Regions from separate parts of the Homo sapiens genome. Here region 2 is linked to region 1. A link is a contact called in ENCODE Hi-C or POLR2A ChIA-PET data. All regions are on one chromosome and are shown on one strand. The core of a region is the stretch at or near the end of the contact, and the rest is flanking DNA. Distances in the headings are between cores, read along the strand shown. Region 1 holds the start of BAG1 (BAG cochaperone 1). Region 2 holds the start of CREB3 (cAMP responsive element binding protein 3).

Region 1 (6,505 bases), core at 2,206-4,705:
AAGTGCTCAATAGCCACATGTTGCTAATAGCTACTGTATTGAACACACAGATATAGAGCATCTCCATCATGGCAAAAAGTTCTATTTAGATGGAAGTTGTTACAACAGATAACAACCCAGCTAACTGTATTTAATTACACGTCAATGAAAATTTGTAATTAAATCAAGAGTGCTTAGAAAATAGTATGAAAACCTGAAGGAATGGAAGACCATTTCTCTTTTAGTTAAACCTGCTAGAGGTAGAAATTGTGTGTGTAACTTACATCCTCTTTTGCTTTAAAACTCGCAAGGCTTTCTGCTTGACCATATTCTGGAGAGAAAAACAGATTTAATAAAAATAAGGTGGAAAACACATATACGGTAAAAGAAATTTCCCATAGCCTCAAACTCACATGCCTACTTCCTCTCTTCTTCAAAGTAGTAGGCATAATGGCTCCTGGATTCTGTACTTCCCCTCCCAAAAACAGGTATCTCTAAGGTCCAGTCTTTAAGCCTTTGCTCCTATCTGTCTTTGCATCCCACATCCCAGAGTCCTCAACTACTTTCTCTTTTCCTAATGCATATTATCTCTGCCTCTAGCCCCAAAAGTGCTGAGTCTGTATATCCAGTTGCCTTAGGGAGATTCTTCACTTGTACAGCCCATCAACTTAACCTCAACAATTCCAAACTCCTGAACCTTATCTCACCTTTGAAATAAGTAACAATGGCCCACCAATCTCTCACCTCTCTAGGTTGAAAACCTTTTTATCAACCTTATCTTTCCTCTTTCTGTTGTTTCTTCATGCACAGTCATCCTGTTAGCTGATTTCAGAACTCACTTTCAAACTGATTCTTTGGTTTCCTACCACCATGGTTTGGGCTTTCATTGTCTCAAATCTAAATGGGCTTTCCTACCTCTGGTTGCTCTTCATTCCACACCATCCACTAAGATGGCTGGGAAAAGCCTTCCTTTTCTATAGAATTCTGTAGATCATTTTATTTGTCTTCTCCAGTGAGGAAGGAAAAACAGGTATTATTACTTCACAGATGATCATAACTCATATTTACTGAGTACTACTTTATCCTAGACATAGTGGTACACAGGTCACATCAATTACCTCATTTAATCCTCATACTGTAAGGTGGGTATTATCTCTGTTTTACAGATGGGGAAAGAGAGGTTCAGTGATACCCAGGCTCACATGGTTAATAAGTTATGGATCTGGAAAAAACAAGGTAGTTCTATATCCACAGTCCATGTGCTTAAACACAGTATTTTATGTTTCTACCTAACAGGAGTGGAAAATAAGTGACTTTATCAAGGTCACAACTAGAAGGCAGTGACAGTGTATTAGAACACTGGTCCCAGATGCCTAGTTCAGTTTTTCCCAGCAGGCCACTCCTTAAGCAGTCTAATATACCAACCTAACCTGACCAGCTTAGCAAGTCATTGATCTTGAGCACAGCCTAGTCTTCCTCTCCAGATTACCACCTTCTCAGTATAATATGCTAATTCTCATGTACATGCTTTTAGACGTGTGACCAGCATCTCTTTCCACCAGATCAATCCCCAGCCTCCCTTCCATATTTGATTGCAAACTCTCCTCCCTAAAGGATACACCCTCACATGTTTTCTCCTTACCAGACTGTAAGCATCTCTTCTGTAGGGATGCTCACAGCCCCTGCACTAGGTCCTATTTCACTTATTTTTTGAGACGGAGTCTCACACTGTCACTTGGGCTAGAGTGCTATGGTGTGGTCTCTGCTCACTGCAACCTCCGCCTCCCAGGTTCAAGCGATTCTCCTGCCTCAGCCTCCTGAGTAGCTGGGATTACAGGCGCCTGCCACCATGCCCAGCTAAGTTTTTGTATTTTCAGTAGAGACAGGGTTTCGCTATGTTGGCCAGGCTAGTCTCAAATGCCTGACCTCGTGATCCACCCGCCTCAGCCTCCCAAAGTGCTGGGATTACATGCATGAGCCACTGCGCCCAGCCGAACTAGGCCCTATTTCTATAGGTGCTAAAACTAGGCTCTGCCAGCACCTTGTGCAGCAGTTGCTGCCCACCTTACCTTTGCAGGACCCTCTCTCATCTTCTTGATCTGATCCTTATACTTCACTAGCTCAGCATCCAATCGAGAAATCTTCTTGTCAATGGATTCTGCTCTACTGTCCACCTTAGGGGAAAATATCAAATGCACTGGTAGTTACTGCAATACACTTATTCCAGAAGGGGCAGGTAGAGAGGAAGGAATACAGAGGAAGAAAAGAGGAGCTTAAGGGGAAGGGTGAAAAACAGTGGTTCACAAAGAAGGGTATTCCCAACCAGAAACCCTGGGCTTTATAAATTATTCTCTTACCCCCCGCCACACTGCCCCGATTCTGATATACCAGGTAGCCTTCAAGTGGGTTGGGGCAGAAAATAATTTGAGAATCACTGAGTTGAGTTGGAATTTCCCTAGAATCAGAGACTAGCCAGGCTGAGAGTTCCTCCAAGAGGCACATGAAATGGGCCAGTGCCAAGTGAAACCAGCTGATTGTAGATCTAATGCCATTCCCTAAATCGGGGATGGTGGCTTAATCTGAGGGGCTAGGGTTCTGAGTTTTGTGTTACTGAGATCCAGGACGAAGGCACAGATATGTTGACCTAGGATATCAAGCTGAGTCCTGATGTGGACTGGGGATGACAGATGGAAGAAGGGTAAGGGATCAGGCAGGATGAGGTGGGAAGGGTGTATGGGCCTAGGGCTGGGTGAGGTGAGAGGATCAAGGCGAGAGCGAGTGGACGGGCAATGGGCATCAAAACGGGTTGGGTGCTGGCAGGGCAAGGCAGTGATGGGGTTAGGGGTTCCCTGGTTTGTGGCGTTAGGAATGACTTGGGTAACAGGGATGAAGGGGAGAAGGTGAGATAGAGAGGGACGACGTGTAAGGGGCCCAGGACCCGAAATGAAGTGGAAGAATATGGGCCCGGGGCTGGGGGTGGGCGGGGTCGGGTGTGTCAGAGGTCCTGAGCCTACTTATGCATGATCAAATGCCCACCGTGCCAATGCAGTCAGTCAGGCTGGGCGGCGGAGCCTTGGGTTTCGCTTTCCCGAAGAGTCGGTTCATCTTGAGCAGCCGCGAAGAAACCCAAACACTAGAGCAAAACCAGAAACGGAAGCAGAGTCACTCCCGCCTCGACTTCCGGCCCCTCCGTGCGCAAGCGCAATATGCCTCCTGGCGTTTCCCGATTCTTTTTCCGGATTTTCAGCCGGGTCTTCCGGGGATGGAGAGCAAAAGGACTTGGTGCTCTCGGAGAGAGCCTGCAGGGGGCGGGGTGTTGGTAGAAGGAGTGGGAGGGGTTTTACTGTAGCAAGGCGGGGCCTCAGTTGAGTGGGTGGGGCCTGGAGGCAACTAACGCGGCATAGGGCGAGGGCGGGGCCGGCAGGCCGGGGCGGGGCTGGGAAGTAGTCGGGCGGGGTTGTGAGACGCCGCGCTCAGCTTCCATCGCTGGGCGGTCAACAAGTGCGGGCCTGGCTCAGCGCGGGGGGGCGCGGAGACCGCGAGGCGACCGGGAGCGGCTGGGTTCCCGGCTGCGCGCCCTTCGGCCAGGCCGGGAGCCGCGCCAGTCGGAGCCCCCGGCCCAGCGTGGTCCGCCTCCCTCTGGGCGTCCACCTGCCCGGAGTACTGCCAGCGGGCATGACCGACCCACCAGGGGCGCCGCCGCCGGCGCTCGCAGGCCGCGGATGAAGAAGAAAACCCGGCGCCGCTCGACCCGGAGCGAGGAGTTGACCCGGAGCGAGGAGTTGACCCTGAGTGAGGAAGCGACCTGGAGTGAAGAGGCGACCCAGAGTGAGGAGGCGACCCAGGGCGAAGAGATGAATCGGAGCCAGGAGGTGACCCGGGACGAGGAGTCGACCCGGAGCGAGGAGGTGACCAGGGAGGAAATGGCGGCAGCTGGGCTCACCGTGACTGTCACCCACAGTGAGTGTCGGGCGCCAGGTGGGCTCCATGCAGGTCCCGAAAGCCCGGCGGGGTCTGTGGGTTTAGTCACGTGTCCTCCAGAAGCGTGTGACCTTGCGCTTGTCCTGGCGTCCGGAAGCGTGGGTTATTGGTTGTGTCCGTGGAACTGTCTTTTGTCCCGGGCTTGTGTCTGTACACTTTTCCATGTGGCCGGTGTATTTTGTCTCTGGTCATTTGTGCGATCCTGGGTGTTTGAGCTTCTCCGTGCTTTACGTCGTGGGCCTGGTTGTGTTTGTGTGCCCGCGCAGTTATTGTGCCCTTTGTGTCAGGCATATATTGGGCCATGTGGTCTACGACTGCTCCGTGTGTGATAAGTCAGAACTTCGTGCATGCCGGGGTGCTCCTCGTGTGCTGAGTGCCTTCTCCGTGTGCGCCGCTTGAGTTGGCCGTGGGTCCAAGCGTTGTACTCTGGGCACCCTTTGGGTCTGCCTACTGTTGGAGTTGACACACCACCAAATGAAGTCAGTACACCGGAGAGCTGAGTCCATGAGGTTTCTCTAGAACCAGCTAGGGGAGGCCCAAGGGTCTGGGAATCTGGAGACCTGGATTCTAGATCCTGCGGTTTTGAGTGACCTTGGGATGGACGGCTTCTTCTAAGAATCCGGTTTCTCCTCTGTGAAGTAGATTTGGTAACCCTGGCTCCTGCTGACCTCACGGAGCTGTTGGGGGAACCAAACCTTGGTGTAATGTACTGTACACAGGCTCCCTCCTTGCTGTCCGCATCCCTGGAAAAGAATTGGCGTCTCTTCTTCAGAAAGAAAGGCTCTGCTGTTCGTATGCATTTGTCTGTTTACTTAGCACAAATCATGGATGCACTCAAGTGTGTTCAGTGGGAGAGACTTGGAGGAAAACAGTCACTTGCCCATTACAGCAAGCGAGACGAGACCAATACAATACAGGGTACAGGGCAGTCAAGCCACAGGAAGCAGATGGCTTGTGATGAAAAAGGTGGGCTTGGGAATCAGCTAGATCTGATATCAACTTCTGATTCCAACAGTTGAGTCTCCATAGGCAGTCCTTAACTTGCCTGAAGTCACAGTTTGCTCATCTGTGAAATAAGAAGTAATAGGTAGATCTACTTCGTGGGGTTTATCTGAGGATTAAATTAGATTATGCATGAAATGCTTAAAATGTTAGCAGATATCATTCATATTGTTAGTTATTATAATAGAGGAAACAGAGATACTTGAGGAGGTCACCAGAGGAAAGCTGGGTGGCATGGGGGCAGGCTCTGTGGAGTAGGTGGCATATGAGCTGGGCCTTGAAGGCTGGGTAAATAAATGTGATAAAGTGTCATCCTATATTGGTGTATGTGAAAGAATCATATTCGTCAAATGCTTTTCTTTCTCCCCAGGCAATGAGAAGCACGACCTTCATGTTACCTCCCAGCAGGGCAGCAGTGAACCAGTTGTCCAAGACCTGGCCCAGGTTGTTGAAGAGGTCATAGGGGTTCCACAGTCTTTTCAGAAACTCATATTTAAGGGTAAGCATTTCTTTTTCTTTCTTTCTTTTTCTTTTTTTTTTTTTGAGACGAAGTTTCACTCTTGTCGCCCAGGCTGGAGTGCAATGGCACGATCTAGGCTCACTGCAACCTCCGCCTCCCGGATTCAAGTGATTCTCCTGCCTCAGCCTCTCAAGTAGCTGGGATTACAGGTGCATACCACCATGCCCGGCTAATTTTTGTATTTTTAGTAGAGACAGGGTTTCACCATGTTGGCCAGGCTGGTCTCGAACTCCTGATCTCAGGTGATCCACCCGCCTCGGCCTCCCAAAGTGCTGGGATTACAGGTGTGAGCCACTGCACCTGGCCAAGGGTAAGCATTTCTTTTCCGGCTTTTCCTTATGGCCAAAGGACAGTTTTAAAACTGCTGAACTTTTCCTAATAGTCACTCTGTTTTCAAACTGGGACAATTTTTATTTATTTGTTTATTCATTCAGTTCTTCAACAGATATTTATTGAGGACCTGCTAGGTATTGGACACTCTCAAACACCTGGACAGGTGTCAGATTTGAAGTCTTATGATGATGGCAGAAATCTCACCATTTTCGATGAAGCTCATGGGCAGTCTTCCCTCGCTAGGTTAGATCATCTTCCCATTATATGTTACCATGGTACTCCCTGCTATTTTTGCATCACTTCTATGAAATTACTATTAAATAATCATTTTCTTAGTTGCTTAACATCTGATTTCTCTGTTAAAATAACAGCCTCCGTGAGGGTGGAGATACTGCTGTGTTTCCAGTGCCTCCCATTGTTCTGACTCAAAGGAGGTTTTGAGCAAACTTACCTGAGGCCTGGATGTGGCGGGCTCAGTGGATGCATGATGCTCATTTCTGCCAGGACCCACACCCTCCTGGCCCCTGCCCTCTGTCTTCCCACCCCCCTGAGAATCTATCATTCTGGTATCCACTGGGGAAAGACTTACCCCATTGGGTGTCAGTCATTATAAAGAATTTAGTAATAGGAGGCATTTTTATTTATATTTCATAGTGTAACATATTGTCTTTAATTTTTAAAAATATTTTA
Region 2 (6,505 bases), core at 2,590-5,089, 2.5 Mb before region 1:
TGAGCCGTCCAACCACTGGTGTGTGCTGTCTTTCGGCACTTCTGACTGCAGGGCAGGCAGCTCCAGCTGGTAAGGGTCCTCACTGGGGAGGGCACGAAGCTGGCGGGACAACACTGAGGAGACAAAGAATCTTCAGAGGCCAACCCAGACCTCTCCCCTTGCCCTGTCTGAGAGCTATCCTTAAGCCTCTTACCTCCATGCTCAGCTGGCAGGCTCCCCCTTGTGTCAGAGGAGTACATAGCAGGTACAAGGAGGAGGCAGAAGGAGACTAGTAGGACCTAGAGCACAGGAAAAAGGAGATGAAGAAGGGCTCTGGATTGCCCTGTCCCCACCAACTGAGAAAAGGATTTCTCCCCTCATCACCATCCTCACCAAGATGCAGGTGCTGCTGCTGCTGGTTTTGTTTGATATCTCAATCACCATGGCCTGGAGTTTCCTCAGTTGATCTAGAAGGGACCTAGAGGAAGAGAGGGGCCAATAGTGAGCATCCCCTGGCCTAGCATCCTGAGACACAGTGAAACTCCTGTTCAGGCCACCTCCTCCATCTCTGCACTGGATCCTCTCTCTTACTTTTCATTCTATTTTTGCAAACGACTTCTTCCTCTCTGGACAAAATGCCTGAAGTTCCTCATTAAAACAACAACAACAACAAAAAGCAAAAACAAAACAAAACAAAAAAACTCTGCCAGGACTTAACCTCCTTTGCGAATATCATCAGTCGTTCCCCACTGTCTGATCAGCTATGCACATAATCCTCACCAGGCATTTTCTATGTTCTCTACCTTCTGTCCCAGCTCATGTGTGTTAAGAGTTCCAGCCCAAGATGACTATGCTGGACTAGTCCTCTTGCCTAGGATGCTTTCTCTCTGCCTAGAATGCTTTCCCAACCCAACCCCAGAATCCTAACTACTATGAAAGCCCATGACGTCTTTCTTACCCCCTTTCTTTTTCTTGGTACTTAACTTATTCTTAGTTACTTGTAAATGTATTCCTCACTACTGGGAGCTTCTTGGAATCAGAGACCTAGTGAAGGCAGCTGCCCAGTTAGAAATCAAGTGTAGGGCAGGGGAAAGAGTGAGAAAGCATTAAATGAGGGGCATAGGAAGGGAATGGTTTGGAGGGATACTTACAAATTCTGTTCCTCCAGAAGCTGTACTTTGTTCTGAAGCTCCATATTCTGGGCTGTGTATTTCAAGACCCTGGGGGAAATAACAAAGATACGGGGATATGGCCTGTATCCTCCCTTCAAAAACCTAATACTTACAACAGAGTCCCTCTCCCTTTCATACCTGCTCTCTAAACCCCCAACATACACCTTCTTTTTCCTGCGGCTCTCTTGAGCAGATCTTTTATTTCGAATCTTCCTCCGCACACGTTTCAGAATTTGTTCCTCTGTCTGAAAGGAAACAGGGAAAGGGATATCATTAGAGGAACTCTAGAAAAAGGAGTTGAAACGCAACTGAGATCAATCTCTTTCCAATACAGAAATCCCTTCTACAGCTTCCCTGACCAACAGGCATTCAGATTCTTTCTGAATGCCTCCACGGACCAGGTGTTAACCCTAACAAGCCAGACCATTTTAAACTATTAAAAAAAAAACTGGTCGGGCAGTATTCAGGCGACGTGGCTCATGCCTGTAATCCCAACACTTTGGGGAGCTAAGACAGGAGGACCGGTTGAGCCCAGGAGTTTGAGACCAGCCTGAGCAACATAGTGAGACCTTGTCTCTACTAAAAATAAAAAATTAGCCGGGTGTGGTGGCACATGCCTGTGGTCCCTGCTACTCAGGAGACTGAGGAAGGAGGATCACTTGAGCCTGAGAGGTTGAAGCTGTAGTGAGCCATGATCTCGCCACTATTCTCCAACCTGGGCAATAAAGCAAGAACCTGTCTTCAAACAAGCAAATAAAAACTTCCTTATCCTGAACCAACAGCTGCCTCCTTATAATTTCTATCCGTTGGACTTACCTAGTATCTCTGGGGCCAAATAGAATAAACCCTGTTTAGCTATTTTAAGGCACTTAACATTTCCTCAGAGCTTAAAGAAAAAAAAAAAGACAAAATTTTTAACTCATCTTCTCAGGATAGACTGCATCCTCTTAGTATCTGTCAAAGATGTGCTCTAGCCAGTATCAAGGAAAGCAAGAGAGTGACTTGTAGAGACAATAACTCTATTGCTACAGTTTCCAAATCCCATGAACTTTCTTAGTAGCCACATCACACTGCTGACTCATCTTGTACTTTGAAGAAATTAAAATTCTTCACTTTGGGAGGCCAAGGTGGGTAGATCACTTGAGCCCAGGAGTTCGAGACCAGCCTGGCAACAAGGCAAAACCCCATTTCTACTAAAAATACCAAAAAAAAAATTGCCGGGCAGGGTAGTGTGCACCTGTAGTCTCAGCTACTCGGGAGGCTGAGGTGGGAGAATCACCTAAGCCCAGAAAGTCAAGGCTGCAGTGAGCCATGATCACATCAGTGCACTCCAGCCTGGGCAACAGAGCAAGACCTTGTCAAAAAATATATATATATTCCTGTAACCTTTCTATTAATGAGCACTGATTTCATCATAGTACCCCAGTACTCTGCTTGTGAAGTTGCCACTCATTGCTTAAAACTGAAAACTAAGGATTTTACATTTATTCATGTACTGCTTAGTCCAACCCTGTTGAACTCTCTAAACAGTTCTACCATTCAGCAAGAGGTGGATTACTATGAAGCCAACGAAGTGTCAAGGCCCTTCACTTACACAGTCCTTTCCAAGGCCCAATACTAATGTTGCACTGATAATTTTGAGTTATTTTTTTAACAGAACACCAAAATTTGTATAAGCCCAACAAAAACGAGGATCTGCCCTTGCATCTGGCATATTGTGTACCTGCCTCAACTTCCTATTAGCAATAAATCTACTAAGTTTCTCACCTCAATCCTTTTTTAAAGTTATTGATATAAAGTTAACAGAATTTGCCTACTTGGGACTTTTAATCCCTTTTCAGCCTTTGTTCAACCAATGAGAGTCTTACCTTAGTGAGAGGAAGTGTCTCAGGCAGAATAAGCCCCTCCTTCTCCAATAGACTCTTCTCCTCATCTGTCAGTACTAGCCTAGCAATCTCCTAGGGTAACAAGAAAGTGGACGGCAGTTGCATGGGGATGTCAGAGAGGAATGGGGAATCCTGCCCCCACCTGGGGAATGTGAGAGTAATCTCCTGAAAATCAAGTCAAGTACCTGCTCTGCCAGCTCCTCCATATGCTGTGGAGTCATCTGGGTCCCCTCTTTTCTACAGCTCTCACTCTCTGCAAAAGGGAAAGTATGAATAGCCAGGCCCATGAACCCTGTCCTCCCCGCAAACTTATTTCAGACTCACCTAGATCCATAGAGACAGTTTCCCGTGGGAGGGAGTAGGTGTGGTCATGGTGGACAAGGCAGGGGTTGGAGGAGCTGAGAATGTTCAACGACGCTGGGGGACTCAGCAGGGAGCACAGCAAATCATCTACTTCCCAGTCGCTCGGTACCTGCGCAGGGTTCCAATGAACAGGCCTTGACCTTATCACCATCACCTGACTTCATGGACATCCCACGCTTTCCCCAGTCAGAACCCCAACCTACCTCAGAAAGCGGCAGCGCCCAGTCCAGTGGGGCCCTCACGGCCTCATCGGGTGCCGTCCCCAAATCTCCACTTTCCTCTAGCAGGAAGGCCAGCAGGTCTTGGTCACCAGCATCCAATTCCAGCTCCATTTGGGACAACTACGGAAAGGGTGGGCCACCGGGCCCCAACGTCCGAAGCCCAGACACGAGCCCCAGGCCAGCTGTAGGCCTCGGGCACCTATCCACTGTCCCTCTACGGCCGGGATTCCCCGCCGGCGGCTTTCCATAGCCCTCTCCGGACCCGCCTCCCAGGCTCAATTCTCCTCAGCCTCCAACGCAGCGAAAGTGACGCACCCCACCCCGTGGCACTGTGGGACTTGGAGTTCCCTCCAACTGAGAAGAGGCTTGGGTGCAGCGCCACGTCCCAGGGGCTATGCAAATGTAGGGGACGGCCCTGCTGCCGCCTCGCACCCCGAGGGCGGGGGTTCCGGGGCTCCGGCTCCGCCTTCTACCCCAAGCTAGAAAAAGGAAGAGTTCTAGCCTGAAAGGGAACTCGGGCGTCGTCCTGGCGTCCTCTCCGGATTGCGCCGCACCCTCGCTTCCTGCCAGGGAGGGGCTGCCGGGCTTTGGCGGCTCCCGAGCATCGAGAACGGGGCCAGAGCAGCTTCCTGCCTGCCCCCCGCGACCATAGAGCGCGGGCCCAGGGCGCCGCCCGCGGGTGGGGGACGTTCCCAGGACGGAAGTGGCCGAGAGAGTGTCGAAGGGAGGGCGAGGCCGGAGCCCGAGGGCGACCCGAGAAGCGGCGGGGCGGCGGGCCGGCGGGCGGGGCGCAGAGCCAGGCAGCGCAGGTAGGCCAGACCGGGCCGGGCGGGGGCCTTAGGGTGGGGCCGCGGGGCCTGGCCCCGGGGCGGGCGGGCCCTGCCTCTCTTGCGTGTCCGGTTCGGGTCCTATTAGTTGGAGAGGTCAGCGTCCAGCGCATCTCGGCTTGAGCTCGGCGTGAAGTAGGCCGTCTTGGGGAAGACAGGCCTTTCCTGGGAGCAGTCCTATGTCTGGGATAGGCTTTGGGGAGCGTGAGGAGTCGGGTGGCAGCGGGGCGCAGGGCGGGGACGGGCTTTGGTGTTAGCTGATAGCGGGCATGTGGGTAGGAAAGCTTTGGGTGAGTTGGGGATTAGGTGGGGTCCGTTTAGGAATCAAGGGTCGCTATAGGAGTTAAAAGCTGGGGTTAAAACTTAAGAGTTAGTGTGAGTCAGGTCCGTTTTAGATAGGTAAGGTTTAGATTACGGTCATTATCTTGTTTGCTGGGATGGCCATCATACGTCATAATTTGAGTTCAGGGTCAGGTTAAGGGTCAACAAACAACAGGAATCAGGTTAGAGCTTGTTTGAGGGATTAAAGAATGTTGGCATGGTCGGTGTTAAGGATAAACAGTGAAAGCGTGAGTTAGGAATCAAATTATAAATGAACTTTAGGCTTAGGGGTCAACATTTAGGGTTAACATCAGGGGATTTGGTGCTAAAGGCAAAACTTAGATCAGTTTCAGGGATCAGGGATTGGATATGAGTCTGTGCTAGGAAAGGGATGAATGTCCAAGCCGGTACTGGGAATCAGGAAACAAATTAGAGGTGGGGTTAATGTTAGGAATTTGGGGCAGCTTTAGGGGTTGTGGTTTGAGGCTAGCATAGTTGACCTTGAGCAGATAAAATTTAAGAGGTTGGCAGTAGGTAAATGCCCTTCTTTTGTAGGGAAATCCTTTATTCCTATGTAGTTACAGGGGCTTCTTTTTACCCAGAGAGATAAACTAATTTCAGGCTAGCGTTCTGGCTTTAGCTAGAATTGCAGGCATCTGGGATTCCAGCTTCTTTATTCCATTCTCTAAGCCCAAGGCCCTTGCTGTGGCCACCACAGTTAGGGGACAGAGATTCTGGACTGTGTTGTTTACAGACAACATAGGTGGGAAATAGGGACCCAGGATGTACAAGGCCTAGTCACAAGTTGGGGACTGCCTAGGGAAGAAGGAGCTGATGACTATGGGGGAAGCTAACCAAGGAATCACTGTTGCCATGGGAGAAGGGAATAACTGAATCCCCTGAAAGTTTAGCCCTGCTTCTCCCACTTCACTTGTTCTCTTGGTATTAAGCCCTCCTCTCCAACTCTCATCCCTGACTCTGCATTTCACACCCATCCTGCCTATCCCCTTACAAAATACTTCCCTTGCCTTTAACTCTCCCATGCTCATCTTATCATCCGTTCCCATCCTTAGTTCTACCTCCCTCACCAACCTTTAATCCGCACATCCTACCTGAATTTACCCTCATCAAAACCTGAGCTTTCCCATCATTTTAAATTACTCTCCTACCATTTTCACCCAGTCATGTACCTACATTCCACCTGGTCATCTGCTGAATACCCTACTCCCATCCCCTGCTGTGTGTCACCCCCTGGATCTAAGCCTCTTTTAATTTCTTGGACCATTTGTAGATCCCCTTCCCCCACTCCCCAACAGAAAAGAGGAAACGAGACCCAAAGAGGAAACTGGGTCTTGCTGATCCCACGCCCAGCCAGGCCACTGACCACACCCCCACTTCACTCCCAGCCTGACCCTGCCACTGACCACAGCACTATCCTCTACTCAGCCTGACCCAGCCACTGGCTGTACCCCATCCCCCATCCCAGCTCCAGCTTTACTTAGACATTGCCAATGTCCCTTCACTTTCCCACCCCCACCCCAGTCTGATTTAGTGACTGACCACAGGCCCAGCTCTTCTCAACCTCCTATAGCCTGACCTGGCCTCTGACCTCACCCCATCATTCCCTGACTTAGCCACCATCCATGTAATCATTCCCCTTCCCCCAACCTGATGCAGTGACTGGTCATATATGTATCTTATGTATATGTATTTTTCCAAACACCATCATCACCAGC

Evidence for each region. Hi-C counts contacts between places; a loop is a spot of excess contacts on that map. ChIA-PET counts read pairs that join two places held with the same protein, here RNA polymerase II (POLR2A). Pooled maps may share reads with other maps.
Region 2: a map of naive thymus-derived CD4-positive, alpha-beta T cell shows a loop between it and region 1 (5-fold over the local background). The contact joins the promoter of CREB3 here to the promoter of BAG1 in region 1. A Hi-C loop is called at or near these places in 1 of 168 maps with a recorded cell type or tissue (naive thymus-derived CD4-positive, alpha-beta T cell) and 6 of 50 pooled maps. POLR2A ChIA-PET finds 5 or more read pairs at or near these places in 1 of 52 experiments (T-cell).

Annotation. Positions count from the first base shown.
Region 1 is chr9:33,261,658-33,268,162 of GRCh38, reverse strand. BAG1 (BAG cochaperone 1) reads left to right here and starts at 3,455. Exons shown (of 7, transcript NM_004323.6): 1 at 3,455-3,939; 2 at 5,333-5,461. The coding sequence starts at 3,489. CHMP5 (charged multivesicular body protein 5) reads right to left here and starts at 3,114. Exons shown (of 8, transcript NM_016410.6): 1 at 3,016-3,114; 2 at 2,049-2,153; 3 at 264-310. The coding sequence starts at 3,084. RefSeq lists enhancers at 2,907-3,146, 3,677-4,266, 4,397-4,446 and a silencer at 3,327-3,646.
Region 2 is chr9:35,730,000-35,736,504 of GRCh38, reverse strand. It overlaps CREB3 (cAMP responsive element binding protein 3), which reads right to left and starts at 3,839. Exons shown (of 9, transcript NM_006368.5): 1 at 3,604-3,839; 2 at 3,362-3,509; 3 at 3,223-3,290; 4 at 3,020-3,109; 5 at 1,290-1,396; 6 at 1,131-1,199; 7 at 373-457; 8 at 194-278; 9 at 1-113. The coding sequence starts at 3,732. It overlaps TLN1 (talin 1), which reads left to right and starts at 4,310. Exons shown (of 57, transcript NM_006289.4): 1 at 4,310-4,430. MIR6853 (microRNA 6853) reads right to left here and starts at 3,583; the gene lies at 3,510-3,583. RefSeq lists enhancers at 3,714-3,803, 3,854-3,903, 4,704-4,753, 6,143-6,202 and silencers at 4,034-4,193, 4,234-4,523.